Linked DNA regions of Homo sapiens: region 1 is linked to region 2. The links are chromatin contacts, found by Hi-C or POLR2A ChIA-PET in ENCODE. All regions are on one chromosome and are shown on one strand. Each heading gives the region's core, a stretch centred on a gene start or an enhancer-like site at or near the end of the contact. The rest is flanking DNA. Distances are from core to core; before and after follow the strand shown.

The links. Hi-C counts contacts between places; a loop is a spot of excess contacts on that map. ChIA-PET counts read pairs that join two places held with the same protein, here RNA polymerase II (POLR2A). Pooled maps may share reads with other maps.
Region 1: a loop to region 2 is called in a map of CD8-positive, alpha-beta T cell, with 7 times the contacts of the local background. The contact joins two enhancer-like sites. A Hi-C loop is called at or near these places in 13 of 168 maps with a recorded cell type or tissue (CD14-positive monocyte, CD4-positive, alpha-beta T cell, CD4-positive, alpha-beta memory T cell and 7 more), 20 of 37 single-sample maps with no recorded cell type and 17 of 50 pooled maps. POLR2A ChIA-PET finds 5 or more read pairs at or near these places in 24 of 52 experiments (AG04450, CD4-positive, alpha-beta T cell, CD4-positive, alpha-beta memory T cell and 14 more).

Annotation. Positions count from the first base shown.
Region 1 is chr9:91,148,092-91,154,370 of GRCh38, forward strand. All of the region lies in intron 1 of LINC02937 (long intergenic non-protein coding RNA 2937), which reads right to left. All of the region lies in intron 2 of LINC00484 (long intergenic non-protein coding RNA 484), which reads left to right. Among named protein-coding and RNA genes, the nearest start is that of LINC02937, 12 kb to the right of the region's middle. Within about 2 kb of position 3,085, at least 5 of the 41 ENCODE cell types and tissues checked have a DNase peak (open chromatin) inside an H3K27ac peak, as active enhancers do; they include CD14-positive monocyte and CD8-positive, alpha-beta T cell, where a contact is called at or near this core.
Region 2 is chr9:91,097,594-91,104,439 of GRCh38, forward strand. LINC02937 (long intergenic non-protein coding RNA 2937) reads right to left here. Exons shown (of 6, transcript NR_184105.1): 4 at 4,076-5,073; 5 at 829-955. Among named protein-coding and RNA genes, the nearest start is that of LINC00484, 18 kb to the right of the region's middle. Within about 2 kb of position 2,643, at least 21 of the 41 ENCODE cell types and tissues checked have a DNase peak (open chromatin) inside an H3K27ac peak, as active enhancers do; they include CD14-positive monocyte and CD8-positive, alpha-beta T cell, where a contact is called at or near this core.

The sequences.
Region 1 (6,279 bases), core at 1,835-4,334, 51 kb after region 2:
CCTCTCTCTCTCTCCTTCTCGGGTTCATTCAGGAAGGAACAACTGATCCAACTAAAAAGAAACTAAGGAGGGCTTCCTGGAGAAAGGGGCACTTAGGTTGAGATTTGGAGAATCATCTTCAAATGGGGGAAGCATTTCAGGCTTTGAGTAAACATGAGAAGATAGGAAGGTTCGGGACTCCTTTGGGAAGACTGAAGAGTCCAGGGGATTATAGAGTAGGGTCTTGCGCAGTGTGTGCTGGGTGGGCAGGAAGATGGTTCAGCTGGAATATAGATGATGCTTCCACTGCAGTCAGTCAGGAGGATCAGGAGGAGCAGTCGGGGGTTTTCCCAAAAGGCAGTAACATGATCCATTGTATTATAGAAACAGGTTCGTGGCTGGAACTAAGGTGGGAGAACCTGAGTTTGGGAAGTCAAGGTTTGTAAAACAGTGCAGACCAGAGTAAAGGGGCTCTGTCTCACCAGGGGATCACCCCAGCAGGAGGGCCCCTGCCTGTGCCTGAAGCCACTCAGCCCTTTAAAAGCTGCCCCTAGGGACACCCCTTTACCAGAGAGGAGAACCAGAACACACAGAAAATAAGGTCCCCATCTGACCCCAGCAAAACATGATGTCCGAAAGACCGTTGCATCTGAGAGTAATTGTCATGTAGCATTTCTGTTTCCTGTATCCGGATACAAAAATAATGAATGAGGGGAAGCAGGCAAAGGAGACAAGCGTTCCCACCACGAAATCCTTGCACTTCAGTCCTTTTGTTAACCTTGGTGGAGTAGCACTCAACAGAAAATAACTAAACTCACCTATTTTTACTTTAGTAGCTATAAAATTTTCATTTCAAATGATAAATTCTGCTCTTTGGTTTAAACACAAAGTTTGCATACACTAATGTTTCCTTAAAATCAAACACCAAAGAGTGACCTTACATCTCTCACTCCCCTGTGCCATGTGTCTCCAAAGATGGCCCCAAGAACCCCAAATCCTTGTAACTGCCCTTCTGCAGTCATCCCTGAAGGGAGTCAGAGCATGCCACCCCAGAATATACCACTTTGGCATAAGGATTATTTTGAGCTGAAGGCAAATGAGAAATAGCAGAAGCAGGAAAATCTCTCTATTATTTCCCACCTGTGTAAAGGAGGGCATAAATTTCCCTTTGTGAAGGGGTCCCCCTCTGCCAGGAAAAGGAGACAATGCTTATCCCTTGACATGATACTGGCTTCAATCTGCATAAACAAACTTACTAAATAAACCTTATCTTCCATTAGTTTTCCCCCACATATTTGACATTCCACGGTTTATCACCACTAGAATTTCAAATCCTTTGTCTTTGCCTTGTCATTTTGCCACAAGTTTACAGTCTTTGTTAAAATGGTATATGAGTTCTCAGTCATAACTCTTTCTTTGGGTTTTCACTTTCTGTAAGATACTTGTTTACATGTAAAAATTTTTTAAAAAATGTTTTTGAGACAGACTCTCACTCTTTGAGATGGAATCTCCCTCTATTGCCCAGGCTGGAGTGCAGTGGTGCAATCTTGGCTCAGTGCAACCTCCGCCTCCTGGGTTCAAGCGATTCACCTGCCTCAGCCTCCCAAGGAGTTGGGATTACAGGCATGTGCCACCACGCCTGGCTAATTTTGTATTATTATTATTATTTTTTTAAGTACAGACGAGGTTTCTCCATGTTGGTCAGGCTAGTCTCGAACTCCTGACCTCAGGTCATCTGCCCACCTTGGCCTCCCAAACTGCTGGGATTACAGGCATGAGCCACCATGCCTGGCTGACTCTCGCTCTTTTGCCCAGGCTTGGAGTGCAGTGGGTGCGATCTCAGCTCACTGCAACCTTCGCCTCCTGGCTTCAAGCGATTCTCCTACCTCAGGGCTTCAAGCGATTCTCCTGCCTCAGCCTGCTGAGTAGCTAGGATTACAGGTGTGCACCACCATGCCCAGCTAATTTTGTATTTTTAGTAGAGACGGGGTTTCGCCATGTTGGCCAGGTTGATCTCAAACTACTGGCCTCAAGTGATCTGCCTGCCTCAGTCTCCCAAAGTGCTGGGATTACAGGCATGAGCCACCATGCCCAGCCCAAAAATTAAGATATTAACATCAAATACAATTTGTATACTTTTTCTCCTGTTAATCTGTCCTTTGTTAGTTTAATTTGCAGGCCACAGTCACTAAACCTAAAAGGGCGGAAGAAACATTCTTTCTTCCCTGCTTTCCAACATTGTGTCTGGACTAAGCCTGAGACCCACTTTAGTCAACAGTGTATCAGGTGACTCTGTGCCTGTTCTGGGCCTAACTTGTAGAGCTTGGCAATGTTTGTTCTTGTGCTCTTGGGAGTCCTGAACCACCATGTAAGACAGGGGTTGGCAAACTATGGCCCATGGGCCAAATCCAGCCCACTGTCTATTTTTGTAAATAAAGCTTTATTGCAGCAGAGCAATGTCCATCTGTTTATGGGCATTTATGGCTACCTTTGCATTACAATGGTAGAGTTGAGTACTTGTGACATAGACTATATGGTCAAAGAGTCTAAAATATTTGGTCTTGTACTGAAAAGTTTGCTGACCCCTGATTTTAAAAGACCATCGACCTGCTGGAGAGACTACATGGAGAAGTCCTGAGGCCACAAGGAGAAAGAGAGAGGCTCAGCTGTCCATGTTCCATTTCCTAGTCCCAGGGCCAGGTGATTCAGCCCTATTACCAGTCATTGCCAATAGGAGAGACCCCAAAGGAGGTCAGCAGAAGAACCATCCTGCTGACCCCAGGCAATCTGAAGAACTGGAATAATAAAATGGTAGCTCTATGCTGCTGCATTTTGGATGGTTTATTACACAGCAGCAGATAATTGGAACCCACTCCCTCCCCACCTCCAAACAAAAATATTGGGCTGTGACTGTGAAGACGAACCAAAAACAAACAAACAAAAAAACAAGCACCATTGAAGATGAGTTACAAAACCATGACTGAATTAGTTCCCAAAGCTGTCTAATAGCACCACGTAACTGCTTGCAGAGTTTTTCTGAAGAAATACCATAACTCATCATGAAACCAGCTATTAAACCACAAAACTTCTGTTTCCTTCACCTTGTACGTCACCCCTACTCTCTGCAACAGTTTGACCGCATTTTAGTTTGTGGGTTTTTGCCTTTTAAATGAATCTTATCATTATGAACACTGAGTACCCAAATAGTCCCCCAGGGCAGGAACTTCTCGTCTCTCTGAACACAGAATGTCCACTTGTGTGTTCTTTCAGATGCAGGGTCTTCTTGCCCTGAATTTCTAGAATGTGTTCTTAAAGAAACATACCTATTATTTCAAAGTATCTCAATTTTTTGAGAGACAAGGAGCACTATGAATCCAGCTCATGGTGTTAATGGCTTTCTCATCATAAATCCATCAGCTATATTAGTTCTTTAGAGAAAGTAAAAATCAGAACAAGGTCTATTTGTCATATTTCCTTAACCACATCTGGAGAGAAGCTTCAAGTGAGTAAATCCAACATATGATTGTGATTCTGGGAGCATCGTTGTTTCTGTTTTCATGAAGTTTTCTCTAAGGAATGAGTTAAGGAATGAGTTAGTTCTTTTGGGGAAAAAAAAATAGTGTGCCTCCCCCCCACTGCCCACCATCTGCACACCCACTCTCGGAAATGTTGCCTGCCCATATTTACCTGCTCACCAAGCTGTTCCCTATTCTAGAAGTTTCCACTCTCCCTTGAGTATAAAAGCTTCAACCCTGGTTCAGTGGGTGGTAGCTGCACCATGGTCTGGGGAAATCAGCACTTTTTCGTGGGTGTTGCTGCCCAGGGACCAAAGGGGACTTGAGGATAATCAAGCCAGCTCTGCAAGTCTCCAACCACACAAGGGGACTGAGCTCCCACCACATCCCTCAACCTCCCGCCGCCATCTTGCTTTCCCACTCCCTGCCTCCCACACAGCTCAGCTGCCTTTTGCTGCCCTTTGCTGCCCTTTACTGCCCCTTGCACTCCCCAGCAAACCTCCTCCATCCTCTCCACTGCGTCTCCTCCCTCCCTTCCTCCCCTCTGTCACCCCAATGGCCCAGGGAGAGCACAGGACAACATGGAGTGAGGAAAGGGAGGAGCTCAGCCAGCTAACCATCCCTGCCCACCACATGTGAATTAGACAGGCTTCTCCAGAGACAGAGCCAACAGGGTATGTACACAGGAAGAAATTTATCTGAGGAATTGGCTCACACAGTTATGGAGGCTGACAAGCCCTGAGATCTGCCATCTGCAAACTGGAGACCCAAGAAAGCCAGTGTTACAATTCACTCCTGTTCCAACAGCCTGAGAACCAGGGGAACAGATGATGTAAATCCCAATCCCAGGGCAGAAGAAGAAGAAATGAGATGTCCCAGCTCAAGCATGGAGGAAAGGGGGGAAGAGAGCAAATTCCTCTGTTCTCTGTCTTTTGTTTTGTGCAGACCCTCAAGGGGTTGGATGAGGCCCACCTACATTGAGAAGGGCATCCGCTTCACTAAGTCTTCTGGTTCAAATGCTAATCCCATCAGAAAACTGTCACAGACACACCCAAATAATGTTTAATCTGAGCACCTACGGTCCACTCAAATTGACTCATAAAATAAGTCATCACATGGGTGAAAGCCTTCCCTGGATGGTGAGTTTTCTGTCTCCCCAACGTGCATGCATGAAGAGCTGTCTGGGTAGATCTGATTCCCATCTTTTACCTACAAACATTTACCCACAACCTTGCCCAAATAACACTGAGCTCCAGGCTGTATGTGTATTATTTCTCATCTTTACAATGGCCCAGAGAGGAGTTCCTGAGTCCTGGAGGGAACTGAGGTAAAAGTGTAACCACTTGATGGGTTCTTCCTGCCCACTGCACGAAATCCATCCACTGAGACCAGGGCATTGCAACAGAGAAAGAGTTTAACTGACGTAAGGCTGGCCCATGCAGGAGAAATGAAGTTATTACTCAAGTATTCGGTGGGCTGGGGGACTAGGGAATGGGTGCTGCTGATTAGCTGGGGAGGAAATCATAAAGGGGTGGAAAACAATCCTTGTGCACTGAGTCCACCTCTGGGTGGAACCACAGGACCAGCTGAGTTATGAGTCAGGGGTCCAGGTGAAGTCAGTCTGAAAAAAATCAGATAAAACCAATCTTAGGTTCTACAATAGTGATGTATCCACAGGAGCAATTGGGGAACGTCACAAATCTTGTGACCTCTGGCCACATGACCCCTGAGCAGTAAGGGATTATAGAAATTATGCCATCATTTAGGCAGAGTTCAGGCCTCTCCCACAATTCTAATCTTGTCATCCTTCATTAGTCTTACAAAGGCGGTTTTTGGTCCCTGAGCAAGGAGGGGGTTAGTTTTATGGAGGGATTTACTTTTACCCTTGCTTTTAAGTTAAACTATAAACTATATTCCTCCTAAAGTTACCTTGGCCCATGCTGCCTTGACCAAGGACAGCTTGGAGGTCAGAAGCAAGATGCAATCAACTAAGTCAGATTTCTCTCACTGTCATAAATTTTGCAAATGCAGTTTCAGAGGGAATGAGTAGGGAAAGGTGGAGGGCCCCTTGTAAGTTATTTGCTGAAGAGCACACAGCTAATGGGTGCAGTTAACACAGGCTTTTGTTGAGACGAAGTCTTGCTCTGTCACCCAGACTGGAGTGCAGTGGTGCGATCTCGGCTCACTGCAACCGCTGCCTCCCGGGTTCAAGCAATTCTCTGCCTCAGCCTCCTGAGTAGTGCCCACCACCACACACAGCTAATTTTTGTATTTTTAGTAAAGATGGGGTTTCATCATCTTGGCAGGCTGGTCTTGAACTCCTGACCTCATGATCCACCCGCCTGGGCCTCCCAAAGTGCTGGGATTACAGGCGTGCGCCAGTGCACCCAGCCTAGGCTTTCCTTTTTTAAAACTCTTTTATTTTATTTACCAATACATATTCATGAAAACAAATCAACCCACACAATAAAGCACCAACAAGAAAGACAAATTAATCACTAAAATTGTAGTACCTCGAAGTACAGTTGACCCTTGAACAATGCAGGGGTTAGGAGCACCAACTCTCATGCAGTCAAAAATCCTCGTATACATTTCGACTCCCCCCAAAACTTTACAGTAATAGCTTGCTGTTGACCAGAGGCCTTACTGATAACATAAATAGCCAATTAACACATATTTCATATGTTATATATGTCATATACTGTATTCTTAAAGTAAAGTAAGCTAGAAAGAAGAAAATATAATTAAGAAAATCATTAAAGAGAAAATATATTTACTATTCACC
Region 2 (6,846 bases), core at 1,393-3,892:
TCCTAGCTGTGTGACCTAGGGTACATTACCTGACCTCACTGGGCCTCCAATTACTCTTCTATAAAGTAGAAACAATAATACAGTTGGCCCTCCATATCTACAGGTTCCGCATCCATGAATTCAACCAACCTCAGATAGAAGATATTTGGGGGAAAAAAATAAATGATTGAGTCTGCACTGAACATGTACAGACTTTTTTTTTTGCCACTGTATGTAATGTATGTAAACAATACAGTACAACACACATTGCATTTACACTGTATTAGATGTCATAAGTAATCTAGAGATGATTTAACATATACAGGAGGCTATGCATAGGTCATATGCAAATATCACACCACTTTATATGAGATTTGAGCGTCCGTGGATTTTGGTATCTGCAGTGGGTACCAGAACCAGTCTCCCATGGATACTGAGAGATGACTGTACTTACCTTCTAAGGGAATTGGATTAAATGAGATTATCTATAGACAGCACTTAGAGAGCACCTGAGGGTACAGTAAGCATTCTATAAGTGTTTCTTTGAATTATTATGGTGCTTGCATCATTATTTCATACTCACTGTAGGGAGTTTCTCATCTGCCTCTCAAACTGTGTTCCACCTTATCTGTTCTGGTGGGTAGAAGGCAAAGCACCTGGCCCCGTTACAGTTATAGCTGAACCATGACCAATGAGTCTGAGCATTGGATGGCATGAACATCGGAGATCCTCTCCTGTGAATCTCAAGTGACCCTCCTTGCCCCTCCCCAACTCTCCCACTGCGGGATTTTCCCAGGACAGAATCTCAGAATGAGCTGGCTCTACAGGCACTCACAGATGCACCCTTACCTTGACCTGCAGGCCTGAAGCCGACCCAGCCCACAGGCAGCATTCCGAGCTGACACATCAAGAAGCTCCAGATGCCTCCCCGACCTTCACAAATGTGAAACAAGATGAAGGTGTTGACAGGGCTGGTCTGTAGAAATAGTATTTTGTTATTACTGAAATGTTAGAGTGTAAAATAGAATGTTCTGTTCCTCTCTAGCCACAATGTCCCATTGATTAGGGGTCCCCAGTCCCTGGACCATGAACCACTATCGGCCCATGGTTTGTTGGGGGCTGGGCCACACAGCAAGAGGTGAGTGGCGGGTGAGTGAGCATTACCGCATGAGCTCTGCCTCCTGTCAGATCAGTGGTGGCATTAGATTTTCATAGGAGCACAAACCCTACTGTGAACTGAGCATGAGCGGGATCTAGGTTGTGCACTCCTTATGAGAATCATCTAACTAATGCCTGATGATCTGAGGTGGAACAGTTTCATCCCAAAACCATTTCCCCTACCCCCATCCATGGAAAAACTGTTTTCCACAAAACCGGTCCCAGGCGCCAAAAAGGTTGGGGACCGCTGCTGTGGCACTGCCATTTCTCAAGCTACCTAGAAGCTAGTTTGAACAGTGTGTGTATTTAAAGTAAATTTCATTTGGGACATTTTATTACAGAAGCTTATTATCTCTTTTTAAAGGAATCTTTCTTCTCAGGATCTTAAGGCATCTTATATCCATTGAAAAGGCCTCCTGTACCATGACAGCTTCTTCAAAGGACACCCTAGATAATAGCACAGGAATCCCAGGGAGATGAAATACCCTGAGATCCACAGACTTCCCTGAGATGGGGAGTCCTGTTTCCTCCTCTACCAAGCTGCTAACCAGTGGCCAAGTCAGATTAAGCTGTATTTCCTCCCAACCCCCCCACCCCCAATCTGCAGTGGAGGAGGTTTTAAGCAGGCAGTGGTTAAATCCTGGAAGGAGAAATTAGAGGAAATGAAAAGACTCTCCCAACTTGGATGAGAAAGTGGTGGAGTGACAGGGTGGGCAAGACCCCAGCAAGCTGTCCGGGGCCAGGCCCATCCAGGAGTCCGGTGTGTTTCAGTGTCTGCCCAGGCCTCCTGTCTAGGAAGCTTTCCTGCCAGGTTCAGAAAATGAAGAACATAAACCACAGGACCCTATTTTATGGGTAGAAATAATGTCAATGAGGGCAAATGGAGAAGAGTGAGGCAACAGCCACATCCGTCCAGGAAGGATGCCTGGGACACAGGTGGTTCTGCCAAAGAGCCAGAAGGATGGAAGGAAATCTCAAAATTCAGATGAGAAGCCAGACAGTAGGAAAGCCAAAAAAGCACAATCTAATAATTTAGAAAATGAAAGAGGAGGAGGGCTGTTAAAGATATTCTCTGCTCCTTCGTAACATCTCAGCTCCTCTCTTCCTATGTAGAAATAAACGCTCACTGCAAAAGGCAATGATTTGCTTAGAAAAAATTCATTTAAAATGTCTTGCAATTATTGACACTGTCATCAGATCTTGGCAGTAGCAGCTTATTATTACCTCCTATGTATGTTTGCCGGGAGAAGAGTCTCATTGTTTAGGAGGGAGAAATAAAGCAAAAGTCCAAGGGTATTGTGCTTGAAATACATGCCTAGAGATATGGAGTTGATTGCCCCAGAAAAAAAAGGAAGCCTATGTGTATATTATTATTCACCTCGGTAGCCCGAATCCTCTATTTCTCTCTCTCTCTCTCTCTCTCTCTCTCTCTCTCTCTCTCTCATACAGTTGAGCTCAGCTGGGCAGCCATCCAAGTGATTCATATTAAATTCTAGCTATATTCAGCACAAAAGTCATCTAGCATCAGAGGATCAAAGTTACATCAACTAACAAGCACTGGGGGATTGATAAGCTGCTAAAATTAGGTCATTGCATAGCAGCAGCCTTTGATGGATGAAGTGAAATTTAGCCGCGGGTTTGCTATTTAAAGATCTGTTACAGCACCCTTTCCTGTAGCCACAATGAACACACAACAAAGTATCATGTGTCTGATTAAATGTTTAATCATCGCTGTTGAGCTTGCCGACTGTGGCAAAGATTCAGTTTCCTTAAGAGTGCATTCAGCTCTTGGGCCAAGCCAGTACCTGCATTTTAATTCCCACATCCAGAGCCTTACAACAGGGCCCATTTCTCCCTCCTCAGGATGAATTCTGTAAAGTTAGTTTAATCGTTTTTAAAAGCATTTGGTCACACAGTTCCACCTCTAAGTCCCTGTCAGTTCAGTGTTTCAAAACTCTTCGTCAGCGTCACACACACACACACACACACACACACACACACACACACACGGCTCCAGACTGCCCAGTGGATGCAGCAACTGGTCTGGTGAGCGCATTTCTGTTTCTTGCTCATTCCCTCAATTTCAGAATCACACACCTGTCCAAAATGGCTCACGTCTCTCTCTTCTTTGGGACTGTTTTTGTTTCCAGATGGGTTAAGGTGGGGATTTGACTTCATTTGGTTTAGGTTTTGGCTGTGGCTGAGGCCCCAGGCATGTGGCAGTCACCAGTTCTGATTTCATAACTCCCATGGCCAGGCCAGGAGCCACACAGGAAGCCGGAAGGGGCCTCGGGTCAGTGTGTCCTGTCCCAGCAGCACGGGGTGGGGGACTGTGTGCCCCCAGGTGTCCTATCCACCCCTCAGCTCCAAAGGGCATGTGGACATGCGTCAGGTCCCCTGAGGCCATCTACAAACACCAGATGGACTGTTGAGCTTCCCAGGCTCAGAACCTAAGAACCCGCAACTGGAAGGAAAAGGCAGCAGAAGATGAGAAAAACGGTCAGGGAGGAAAGAAAACACTTTAACCCAAACAAAGTTTAAAATAAAATAAAGAGTGGTGAACACTCAGCTGGGAGAGGAGAGGAGGCCTCTGTGGGCAAAGGGAAATGCTGCTGAGAGGCAGCTAAGCCTGAGTCTGGAAGACTGGAGGGAGGCAGCTCCAGGGTGAGCACCTGGAGTGCACAAGGCTCTGGAAGGGGAGGGCAAGGGGTATCACCCTCCCCAGAGCCCCAGGGAAGCCTGATTCATCAGTACACCCAGGAAGGGGCTGGCTGCAGCGATAGCCCCCTGCCCAGTTGTCCCAGATGAACCCTGGGCTTGGAAACAGTCCAGGGACACTGGCAGACTGAGAGCCACCGGAGAGGGTCACCCCGTCCCCCTCCTGCCTGTAGGGGCACACAGGTTTCCCACTAACCCTCAGTCCCAGTTGACCAATTACCAGATAAGAAGATTGGATCCTCCTATCCTTACAGACACAAGGACACAGGTGGGAATGGCTTTTCATATGCAAATTCCATGCCATTTGCTTCCTATTCCAGCCAAACAGTTGTGCAGAAGATAAAACGAATCAGGGAGTGCTCCAGGGAGTGCTCCCGGCTCTCAGGAGTACTGTAGGGAGTGGAGACAGGAAGGAAGCCATGACAGGGAAGGTGACAATATTGGCCCGGTGCTCTAGATGCAGTTCTGCAGGCGCTCACTGAAGAGACTGCTGGAGAAGGCAGGAGGATGTGCTCGCGGTTTCCTGTGATGTGGTGAGGGCAGGTGGAGCTTCAGCACCCAGAGGCTGGAGGGAGATCCTTAGGTGGCCCAGGTGACGCAGGAGCCTGGGCTTTCACTCAGATTCAGACCAGAGAGACAAAGTAGGAAACTTGATTTTAAACCTGGGAGTGGCTGAGTGCCTTGTTCTTGGCTATGTTTCAGTGTGATCTTACACATAGCTACCCAGCACATCTGTCTGTCTTCGTTTATGTTCCTTCAGAAGCCAACCCTAAAATAACATCCAAGGGCAGGCAGCAAATTTGGGAAGTTATCTCTGGGAGCACTGTAGGGAGTGGAGACAGGAAGAGAGACAGGACAGGGAAGGTGACAGTAAAACAGCTGCCCCATGGACAACTAGAGCCTAATCCCTCTTGGGAACTCCAGGTTCCAGTCCCATGAAGGAAGGTAGCTGGAGTGTGTGAGCCACTCCCATAGCCACTGGTGGAACACTGCTGGGTGCAGGTAGGGCATTACTTCTCTGGCATTCCAACCTGCTGAATCTTCAGGAAAATCAGGCTCTAATGGCCAGAAAAAGATGCTGGAGGGTGGCAGTTTACAGGCATGCACTTTCACAGTAGTAGGATGGGGCTAGGAGCTGAAGAGCATGTACACAGCACTTGCTACAACATCCAAGATTTTATTTTCAAGAGATGCTTTCTGAAAGCTTAGAGTTGAGCCCTATGTCATGGGAGATAGGAACAAAAAAACCTCATTAGAGTCACAAGTTGTTTTCAAGGTTAATTCAAAGGGTCACGTCTATTCATGTTCAAAATCCCAGCCATGTGTATCTTTACACACAGTAGATGCTCAGATCATCCACCTAGGTGATGAGATGTATCCCGGGCATGTGGGCACTTCAACCAGAGGCCTATCCTTGAGGCCAGTAAGTTACTGCACGTACATTACACCAGTATGATGCTGTCATTATTAATCACCTTCATCTATGTCATTTAAATTGTATCAGGATGGTGTTGTAGGTCATGTTGGCTGATTTTATTTTCCAAAGACAATGATGTTGGTATGAGCCATCCCACAAGCTCTCTGTATCGTGTGATGCTAACCTTCTCTCAAGAGGTGGGATCTATGTTCCCTCCTGTTATGAGCTGAATTGTATTCCCCCAAAATTCATATGTTGAAGCCCTAACCCCCAGTATCTCAGAATGTGACTGCCTTTGGAGACAGGGTCTCTAAAGAGATAAGTAAGGCTAAATATGGTCCTTAAGGTAGGCCCTAACCCAATATGACAGTGTCCTTATTACAAGAGGAGATTAGAACACAGACAGACACAGAGGGATGACCACATGAAGACACAGGGAGAAGACAGCATCCACAAGCCAAGGAGACAGGCTTCAGGAGAAACCAACCCTGTTGACACCTTTATCTCAGACTTCTACTCTCAAAACTGTAAGAAAATTAATTTCTGTTGTTTAAGCCATCCAGTCTATAGTACTTTGTCATGGCAGCCCTAGTACACTGCTGTACCTCTCCCTCGAGCCTGGGCAGAACTTTATAAGTATCTTAACTAACAGAATGCAGTGGGGATGATACTGTATAACTTCCAAAGCTAAATGGGGAGTTGTGGAAAAGCCATAGAGTTTACACCTGGTTTTCTGTCTCTCATGGATGCTTGCTGGAACCCCAGCTAGCTGACATCGAGTGACAGCACGGGGAAGAACTGAGGCCCCCAAGCCAACAGCCAGCTCCAATCACCAGACACATAACATGAGTAAGGCTAGAGGGTATGCAAGCCCCCAGCCTCAGTGTCTTTCAGTTGAATTCCCGTCTGAATTCCCAACCCACTGAATTCATGCACATAAAAAACAATTGTTGCATGCCACCATATTTTGGGGTAATTTATCATGGAGTCATGGTAACCAGAGTAGTCTTAGACAGCAAATAGTGCACACTTCAATTTTCCAATGAGAAAACTGAGATGAAGAAAAACTCAATGATCTTCCAAGGCCAAACAACTAGAAAGTGGCAAAATGAAAGGAATTTTGCTAGAATGAATAATTATGAAATGCAAATTACAAGGAAGGTAACACACTAAGCCACTGGGGGCACAAAGATGGCCTTGGGGAAAGCCCCCTTGCCTATGCAACTATGAGCCCACATGCCATGAGCCTTTTCTCCTAAGAACTATGTAAGTAGATCTGTTGGATAAGTTCCAGGAAGTGACATATTTCTTTTAAATTTTTTTTAGATAGTGTCTCATCTTCCCCCAAAGAGATGGCAATAATTTATACTCCACTCATAGCCTCTGTGAATGCCTGCTTCAGTAGAGAGTCGACAATATTATGGGTTGTAGGTGTCTTTCCTTTCTGATAATTGGAAAAGCTTTTCATTCTTTCACAAGTTTGTTTGTTTGTTTGTTTGTTTGTTTGTTTTGCGACGGAGTCTCTCTCTGTCGCCCAGGTTGGAGTGCAGTGGTGCAATCTCGGCTCACTGTAA